3 separate regions of the Homo sapiens genome follow, and regions 1 and 2 are each linked to region 3. A link is a contact called in ENCODE Hi-C data. All regions are on one chromosome and are shown on one strand. Each heading gives the region's core, a stretch centred on a gene start or an enhancer-like site at or near the end of the contact. The rest is flanking DNA. Distances are from core to core; before and after follow the strand shown.

The links. A loop is a pair of places that touch in the nucleus more often than their neighbours do. Pooled maps may share reads with other maps.
Region 1: a loop to region 3 is called in a pooled map, with 3 times the contacts of the local background. The contact joins the promoter of CCNH here to the enhancer-like site in region 3. A Hi-C loop is called at or near these places in 8 of 50 pooled maps.
Region 2: a map with no recorded cell type shows a loop between it and region 3 (2.7-fold over the local background). The contact joins two enhancer-like sites. A Hi-C loop is called at or near these places in 1 of 168 maps with a recorded cell type or tissue (endothelial cell of umbilical vein), 4 of 37 single-sample maps with no recorded cell type and 5 of 50 pooled maps.

What each region holds. Positions count from the first base shown.
Region 1 is chr5:87,411,317-87,414,325 of GRCh38, reverse strand. It overlaps CCNH (cyclin H), which reads left to right and starts at 1,396. Exons shown (of 9, transcript NM_001239.4): 1 at 1,396-1,648; 2 at 2,980-3,009. The coding sequence starts at 1,532. It overlaps LOC105379066 (a long non-coding RNA gene), which reads right to left and starts at 1,344. Exons shown (of 3, transcript XR_948543.1): 1 at 1,265-1,344. RefSeq lists enhancers at 1,440-1,609, 1,640-1,769.
Region 2 is chr5:89,928,855-89,932,194 of GRCh38, reverse strand. All of the region lies in intron 2 of LOC102724637 (a long non-coding RNA gene), which reads right to left. Among named protein-coding and RNA genes, the nearest start is that of MIR3660, 86 kb to the left of the region's middle. Within about 2 kb of position 1,319, at least 7 of the 41 ENCODE cell types and tissues checked have a DNase peak (open chromatin) inside an H3K27ac peak, as active enhancers do; they include endothelial cell of umbilical vein, where a contact is called at or near this core.
Region 3 is chr5:88,831,877-88,834,956 of GRCh38, reverse strand. All of the region lies in intron 1 of MEF2C (myocyte enhancer factor 2C), which reads left to right. Among named protein-coding and RNA genes, the nearest start is that of MEF2C, 50 kb to the left of the region's middle. RefSeq lists an enhancer at 259-388. Within about 2 kb of position 1,441, at least 18 of the 41 ENCODE cell types and tissues checked have a DNase peak (open chromatin) inside an H3K27ac peak, as active enhancers do; they include endothelial cell of umbilical vein, where a contact is called at or near this core.

The DNA.
Region 1 (3,009 bases), core at 147-2,646, 1.4 Mb after region 3:
TATGATATATATAACAGTCATGAGGCTAAGACTTTATATAGACATTTAATTATCTAGATCACTTATTTTCCTATCTTTTGTACCATTATGTTTTTCTCTTTTAAATTATTCTTTCCCCAACATGCAACATTTTAGGTTGTTCACAATTCATTGTAATCAATTTGCCATGCCCTTTGATCTTCTCTTTTTCTCTCTTTTCTTAGCCAATTTATGAGACCAGGTTAGCCACATATGTTGAGTGTGTGGCTCTCCAAAATTATATACCACAAATGGCATAAGTTTGAGGAATTCAGATAACTGTGGCAAACTCTAACCTCAGCTGTACCCAACAAAAATGAAAAAGAAAAGGCTTTCCCTTTCTTAAGCCCCTAAAAACATTTTAATAGAAAGCAGAGTTAAAGTCATCCTGCCACTTCTTCTTTTTACCTGTGTGGGCTTTTCAAGACCTAAATTCTCTAGGTCTCATCATCTTTCTCTTTCTTTTTATTTATTTATTTATTTTTTAGAAAAGCTATTTGCCATAGGGAAATCCATTTTTCGGATTGGATATATAATAAATACATGAGAGAATAAGGTATGCCTAAATGGGACAAACCAGAATCCATGTAAATTTTGAACCTCACCTGCAATTTTGAAAGTCCTATTAATTTAAAAAATAGTAAATACCTTAATTTTCATGATAGCTTACTGTAAGGCTCCCTAGAGGCAATGAAAATGGGAATCTCAATAAAACGAATACTACCATACATCCTGGCTTCAGAGATGAAAACAGAGGGAGAGGATTGGCTAGTTATCAACAGAAGGGTAAGGAAAAAAAGCACAGAGAAAGAACAGACAAGGCAACAAAAGTGGCAGAACTGTAAGGGCCAATACGCATCCACTGCTTCAAGTTTTTCAGCCATGTTCCATTCTCCGAGATTTCTGGTAGTGCTTCAAGAATACTGGTCTCCAAACTCTTCCTGAAAAGGGCTAGGAATGCTTCTGCCTGAAGATCTTACCTATTCTTTCTGGGCCCCGTGATCTCCCTACATGATTGATCAACCTACTATTTCAACTCTTTCAAGCCTTTTCACAAATGTCAACTTCAGTGAGGCCTCTATTTAAAAATGAGCACCCTACGAAATCCTTTCCTCATTTCTGATTATCCCCTGTGAATTTACATCTGCCTACTCCGTACCCTCAGTTTATGCCCCTTGAACACTCTTGCCGGGCGCTTCTCCTTTAAATCTTGCCTGGAAGGGGCGGAGCTATGTCCCAGACTCACCGAGAGGAGCGTTCTCTAGGCTCCGCCCACTTACGTCTCAGTGGGCGCCCTAACGAACCCGGGATACGGTCTGTTCCTAGTCCGCTCCGGAAATGCAACTGCGTACGGGCTGGCCGCGTAATCGTGACGACAGCGCGCCAGCGCCGGCTAGCCGGACGCCCTAGGCTTCCGCGAGATCTTCGGTGGGGGTACGGGTGTTTTACGCCAGGACGCTGATGCGTTTGGGTTCTCGTCTGCAGACCCTCTGGACCTGGTCACGATTCCATAATGTACCACAACAGTAGTCAGAAGCGGCACTGGACCTTCTCCAGCGAGGAGCAGCTGGCAAGACTGCGGGCTGACGCCAACCGCAAATTCAGATGCAAAGCCGTGGCCAACGGGAAGGTGAGGTTTTCCCAACGGTTGCCCAGTTGCCCGGTCACTAAATTCTGAGCAGCTGCGGGAGCTCTTCTGGCTCCCAGGACAATCTCGCTCCGTCGTTTCTCTGCCTCTGCGGCGCGGAGTGCGTTTTTCTATCAAAATAAGCGAGCACCTTGCCAGGTTCCGTGGGTACAAAGACGAACAACGCCATCCCCGTCGTCGAATGGCAGACAAGTAACCAGTCTTTGTAACGTAGTGAAGAAGAGAGTAAGTAGTGTGCTAAGGTAGTGCGTGGCAAGAGCCGTTCACTTGTCAAGAGATGATGTTGGGGAAGGTTTTTCCCAGTAGCCAATGCGGAGAAAATGGGAAAGGAAGTTCCAGGCAGTCAGAACCACCGTTCAGAGTGGGAGGGAGGTCAGAAGTTACAGAGATGGTGCGTGGACGTGTTTGTGGTCGTATGTGGCCGAAGTTGAGTACCTGTGCAGGAATGGCTGGGGAGGGTAGGAAGGGAACTTGTAAGTGGAAGTGAGGCGTTTAACATTTCCACTGAAAGGATGAGGAACCTTTGAAATATTTAAAATGGGAAGCTAACCTTATCAGATTTCCGTTCTGGAAACAGCGCTCTAGCAACCTCGTGGTGAATGGGTTGGATGAGGGAGGGAGACCAGAGACCAAGTACAAACCAAGTGACTGAAGATGGTTTGGACTATGGCCCGCTAGCCAAGTTCCTTCTGTTACAGCTCTCGGACTGGTTTAATCTTTCCTGCAAGCTCCACTCCAGCAAGTGTTCAGTGCCTCCAAATTACCGATACTGAGTTACTTTACTTTCTACCTTTAATTCACATCTATTTCATATCACTGATTTTAGCACCTGAATTAGTTTCCTAAGGGCTGCCTTAAAAAAATCACCACAAACTGGGTAGCTTAAAATAACAGAAATTTATTGAAACATTTGCTGTTTTTTTACAACTTGTGACGTAATGACTGACCGAGAAACGGATGTTGGAAGCTTTCCAATCATATTTTAAAAAGTCTGTCTACTTTTTAATTTATAAATAATGATATCACAACTGTGAGCATGTGCACACAGCCTGTCATGATTGTTTATACTTTAATGAAGCAAAGGTCTAGCTGACATTCCGAAAAGTCGTGAAATGATGGTACAGTTTTAGTTTATTAAATATTTTCCTACAGCTATTTTGTGTAATGATTAGCGAATCTATAAAGAAAATGAGGCGTGATATATACCCTTCGTTGGATATATAAACTAAATTTAATCTAGATAGAGAAAAATGTTTTACAATTGTTTAATTCATTGAATTCATTGAACTTGTGTTGTAATTGTTGATCTAAAGGTTCTTCCGAATGATCCAGTCTTTCTTGAG
Region 2 (3,340 bases), core at 70-2,569, 1.1 Mb before region 3:
TCCAGATAACACACACAGACTTCTTCAAGAACCACTTAAGCTCTAATACGCCAGCATTTTCCAACAATATTAAGAAAGGTTGACAGTGCTTTTCACCTTTTTCAGATTTCATTGTAATACCCACGATTGAGATGGTTGGAGATAAAGCCATTATCCAGTGATAGTTCATCATGTTGAAGGAATCCTGCTGTATGTATTTTATATATTTTGATATGGATATGTGATATGCACCCTTAATACAATTCTAGTCTATAACAGCTACCTAACAATATTTCAGAATGAGCTTTTTCTAGTATTCTGTGCCATTAAAGAGTGGCCCCTTTGTACATTAATGAAAGCTTGTCCTTTAGAATGAATAGGAAGTCTAAGAATTTGGCTAAATACCATCTTTCTGGAAGAGGAAAAAATTAATGGCAAAATATTAGAAATATAATTGATCAAATGCAATACTCATTGTAGTCAAGAGTAAGTAATGCAAAAATCTGTAATTCTCATGAAAAACAATATTAAAATTGTGTTCCCGGGAAGTTAGTAACATTTTGACATTTTTTCTCTATTCTTTAAATGGTTCAGAGCAACTATTTATTAATTAGCATTTTCTTTAAGAAAAACTAATATCGTTGTGGAGGATTAACTTCACTTTGGAGTGTACTACTCCCTTAAAAGGACCATTAAAAGGCTATAAAATTAATTGTTTTCTACTAATAAGTTATTATTTAGAATCACTTAGTTTCATCTACCAGAAAAAAATGCTTTTTGAGTTAGAGGTTTTATATTATCTCAGTCTTCTCATCCATGATCAATACTTACTCCATTTTTGTTATTATATCTGTTTCCTTCTGGTTCTCATCTTAGCTCAAAAGAAAAAGGATGATTGAACAAAATACCTTTTGAGTAGTCTCTCTGCTCCTCAAAGCACATGTCTTCATAATTATCTCAAATTTGCATATTTATTGTTAAATAAATATAAGGGGAATTTATTGCAGTATGCTGCATTCTTTGCACTCTCTGTGTCTTGTTTGCATCTTGCCTGTTTTGATCGTTTTAGATTAGAGGCACATGAATTATCATTTATTTTAAGTGCTATATTATAGTCATTTTTGCAGAGAAAGAAAGCAGTCAAAAAACAGATTGTCCAACTTCTTATAAATGAGAATGTCACAAATAAAATGCCAGTTTGTTCACCTTGTCCTTTGCACTAACGTCAAGCCATTCTCTTCGATGCCTTTTTTGTAATTATGAGTAATAGCCCAAATATTTTACAGCAGAGAGATGAGTCACAAAGCGGAAGAACTATAAATACTTTTGTTCTCGAGAAACAATGAAGCTGTATATTCTTTCACATTCACCCACCACATATGTGTTTTATTTAAGGTTAAGCTTTTTTAAAAACAACTTTCTCCTGCTTTAAGAGTTCCAATCTCCAGTACAAGTTTTGTTTTCCAGTAAACTGTTTCATTGTATTTGATGCTTCATAAATGTATCTAAATCTAGCTCATCATGCACTGCTAGCTACACCTAATCATACACACATGTCTGAATTACTCCACTCCTATTTAAAGGAAAAGAACAAAAAGTAAGAATGGCAGATGTGTTCATAATTAATATCCTACTGGGTTAATCAGTAGATCCTCAGGAATGCTATGAGGGTTTTGATGTATTCAGAAAATCACTGCCTTTATCTATAGACCTCTTTAAAGACAAACATACAACAGTTAGTTTTTAGAAGATGTGATCCTTGCAAATAAGATAGTAAATAATATTGTCACAGACTTGCCTCTTTGAATAACCTAATTCCATGCTTGATTTTATATGTTTAAGTGAGGAATTTATGGTTCATATTTACAGCCAGTGATATGTGCAAGGATTGCTGTTTACTAACATCACACTCAAAATTTCTTGTAGACATTTCAAGCAATTTGAAGTATAGTTCTTCTAGAAGTAACTAAATATAAACAAGATGGGCACTTTTTTTAAGGAGATTGATATTTCAGAATTGTTGATCACTCCTATACTTGTGAATGAGAGAATATAAGAGACATGGTAATTCACTGAAGGAGAAGAAGAAGAAGGAGAGCATTGCATTATTGGAAAAACTCCATCTTTATAGCGAGACAATACTGAGTTGAAAGCTCAGTCTCCCACTGTGCAACTCTAGGAATTGCTTAAGAGCTCTGGTCTTTGGTTACCTCATCTACTAATGCAGAATAATAACACTTCTGTCTTAAGGTTTAGAGTGTTAAAATAAAGCAGTACTTGGGACATTGAAAAATGCTGAATTTAAAAGTCCTGTTTCATGGGGAATATGAAACTTTCATTCTAAAAAGACTGTACTGTATGAAAGATAAATTTTAGTTATATTGTGGTCCACATTTCAGTTTTGGAGTTAATGTATTCAGGTATGTGCCTGTCACAAAAGGGTCGTGCATTAAATGTTGAGTGAAAACATTGTGGCTTAGACAGAAATCTTGGAATTTAACTAGAAATTTATTTTTTTAAAAAATGAAAGAATAGGAAGAGGTTCATCAGCTCTGTCTTGACTATCTCTAGATCTATGATTGATGCAATATTACCTTTAAGTAAAAAAAAAAAAAGCTACATAATTATTTTAGTTTTATTGTATCTTCTTAAGTATGTTTCAAGTACTTTCATTTGTGTTTGACTCTTCAAGATCTTACCTTCACTACAACCCAGTATTTCCATTGCAAGTGATAATATTGCAATGGAATATTGCAGTCTTTCTGAATAACAGAATTTACATTATATCAGTCCCCGAGAGGACCAGGGGCATGGAAAGATCAGGGTTTGGACACTTACACCCCCTTGTGTTTTGGGAGAGGTCATGGCAACTCGCTGTCCCTATGTGCAGCTTGCCTAGCAAGTATCCTTGTGCCTGAAGGAGTGAGATATTAAATAGCAAATTAAAAAAGACATTTCAAGCAATTTGAAGTATAGTTCTTCTAGAAGTAACTAAATATAAACAAGATGGGCACTTTTTTTAAAGGAGATTGGTATTTCAGAATTGTTGATCACTCCTATACTTGTGAATGACAGAATATAAGAGACATGGTAATTCACTGAAGGAGGAGAAGAAGAAGCAGGAGAGGATTGCATTATTGGAAAAACTCCATCTTTATAGTGAGACAATACTGAGTTGAAAGCAATTTGAAGTATAGGGTTAAAAATGAGATTGAGAAGTAAAGCAAAATGGGTTACATTTTAGTACTTTTAACTTCATTTTCCCCCAGTTATTTTTGAACAAAGGGGCACCACATTTTGTTTTTATACTGAGGTTTGCAAATTAGGCAGCTGGTTCCCAAACATGTGGCAGAATGGTCAG
Region 3 (3,080 bases), core at 192-2,691:
ATATCAGTGAAGGAAGCAAGTTTACACAATTAGTGTATGAAATTGAGTTGTATCCATCTGAATTTTTACAAATGAGTGTGGTTTTGTCTTTTATTTGAGCCTCACAACCTCATAATAGAATGTGTATGTTGTTACTATTCCCACTCTATAGAGAAAGAGACTGGGGTTTAGAAAACTATGACTTGGCCAGGCTTGTACCACCAGTGACAGGCACAGTGACGGAGTATTCATCCTCCAAATAATGTCTGACTCCATTGTGGATTAGGGCTTTCCTCAAACGTCATCTCCTCAAATAACCCCTCCCTATAAATCAGCCCAATAGATAGCCACCTCTGCCCTTCTCCACTTCATCACCCCTTGGTCCATTCCACTGCGATATTTTCTCTATAGCACTTCTGTATTTAAAATCATCATATTGGTGCACTTGTGTGTTGCCCTTTTTCCCCTTAGAACGTAAGCTTCATGAAGACTGAGACCTTCTGTTTTGTTTTCAGTGGTGTCCATGGCACGTAGCATCATGCTTGACAACTTCATGTCTCTGTGACTGATTGAATTTTGTCATTGATATCTGTGATATTAAGCATCATGATTTTGGCTCATGGTATACCCCATTACAGTGACTTAGCCAGGGTTTGATTCCCATGTACTCCAACCTGAAATCTACAATCAGAATACACCAAGTATGTTACATGTAATTGGTCTGCTCCAAAGCTGTGGCAGGTAGCGTGGACTGCATTCTGTTAGAGGACCTGAACTCCATGTGTGTGCCTTAATCTCATTTCTGACATTTAACTGTCACCCTGCCTGCCCACCACCCTGAGAGAAGTTCTGAAGTATTCGAACAGTGTGTTACACAGCCCCAGCATGTTTTACAGTGAGCCAGGGCAGTCATGGAGAGGTCTCTTGTTCTGGAGTTTTGCACAGATAAAGGGAGGATATAGTTTTGAGAGGAATGCTATAACTACAAAGTGCATCCTGAAGGCCATTTAGCTCACAATGAAGGTCTGTGTTTTAAAATAGCACTATAACAAAGTAACTACAGAGTTTTGGCAAGGGCTTCAACTATTTATAGAACTAAGTAAGGAATAGTAAATAGTGCCACAGTACCCAGTTCTCCCTTGCCATAACCCCAAACTTATAAGAAGCACTATAATTATATTTTTCTACTTAAAAAAAATCGTAGTAGCCATTATCAGTTTAACCATACGGAAGCTCAGGCTGAGATTTCTTTTTTAAATGCATAGTTTTGATTTTCAGCAGCTGCACTGGGTCTTTAATCATATATTATCTTTATGAAGCCTTTTTCTAACATATGTTAATTGGCTGTTTTCTGTGACAAATTATGAGCTCTTACTTTGATGAGGTTCAATTGCAATCATGTTGGAGTCGAGTACGTAGAGTTTCCACCCCTGCTGGCTCCTCAAACCACTACAAACATCCGCACGTCACTACAGTGCTGAGTAATGGCAGGATTTGGGCTGGCTGATTTCTCTACAGATTTTTTTTTCCACAGGATATTTTCAGCTTCTTTGTACTAAATCTGTTGCAGGGTTTGCCCTTTTTAGCAGAAGCATGCTCTAAAATTAACATCAAATCTTATTGGAGATTACTATAATACATGAGAAATATTTCATAATTCAACATCCAGTGTCTGTACTGCTTTGCTAAAATTTTAGTACATTTATTACACATTTTTAAAAGTCAGTCAGTTGTAAGGCTGGTAAGTATTTTCTATATCATCAGCATTTTGTAACAAATATTTTGAATTTTCCTCTTGAGAGGGATACAGTTATTAAGTGAATAGATGATCAGGTATATATTTAATTATCATAAAGAAAATGCACATAATGTTTTTCCTGGCATTACCAAATTTATCACTATGTTAAAAATTCCATTGTATTTTCATTTTTCTTTGCAGTTAACATCTGTTGGTTGAGTCATAAGAACAATTACATGTCCCATCAAGGCTAATGTCCTATAAGATGCATAGCATGTATTTCAATTCTCTAACAGTTTTTAATGTATGATTAGGATGAACAGATATGTTCTAATCCATCTGCTCTGAGAACTGTGACAGCCTGCATCAAGTACCAGCAGATGATCAGTGATAGCCATAATTAGCATATATATATAAATACAGTGTATTTGTTTATATTCACAAGAAAGTAGGGTAATTGATTAAAGCCTTCAGAACCTGTGTCAGACACCAGTCATAGTGGGATTAATTTAACTGTTTCTGCTTTGACATCAAAATATTCTAGGTAAACTGCTGCAGTTGTTCAAAATCTAAATCTATGGATCAAATCTTCATACAGGTATTAGACTTTAGAATCAGATGAGCCAGATGTGAATAGGAGCTACTCCTCCTCATGAGGCTGTTTTTAATCAGTCATTTCCCTGGAGTAGCACACAATCAATGAGCTCTAAATCCTGAGGCTACCTGCGCTTGTAGGAAGGCCTGGGAACATCATTACAGAACTTACAATTGGGCATATGTGAAAAAATTAGAGCAGAAATTAAGGGTAAGAAAGGTTAACTTCAGAAGTCTTACTTTGGTACTGCTTTTTTAGAGGGAGGTAAAGAGATAATTTCAAATGTTAAAAAAAAAATAGAATATTAAGCCCAACTTCTAAATGCAGAGAATTTCTATTAAAAGATCATTATAAGCAAGCCAAATAAAAGTTATTATTGATTTATGTTAGCCAGAACTGTTTAAACACGTGTATTATTTCGAGAATGTACATGTGGGTCCATTTCAGGATGAGTAAATAAATGTAAAGATTCTTTTTCGCTAGTACCTCTGCAGCTGTATAGAATGGCTTCAGAAGTCCTATGTGATACTTTGGTGTGCAGTCAATTGACACACTGTGTCTGGAGCTAATGTACATAAGGAAATTTAGTTCCACTTGATAAGACACATGCTTAACTGGCTTTAAGAAAATAAACCAAGAACAATGTGTGAATGAAACAGAGAACTTGGCACTTGACTGTATGGAAGCCCATGAGCCATGTGGTTTAATTGGGGCCAGTTGGGATCATTTAATGATTGCTGTCAGAAGATCAGATTTAATTCTCCTTAT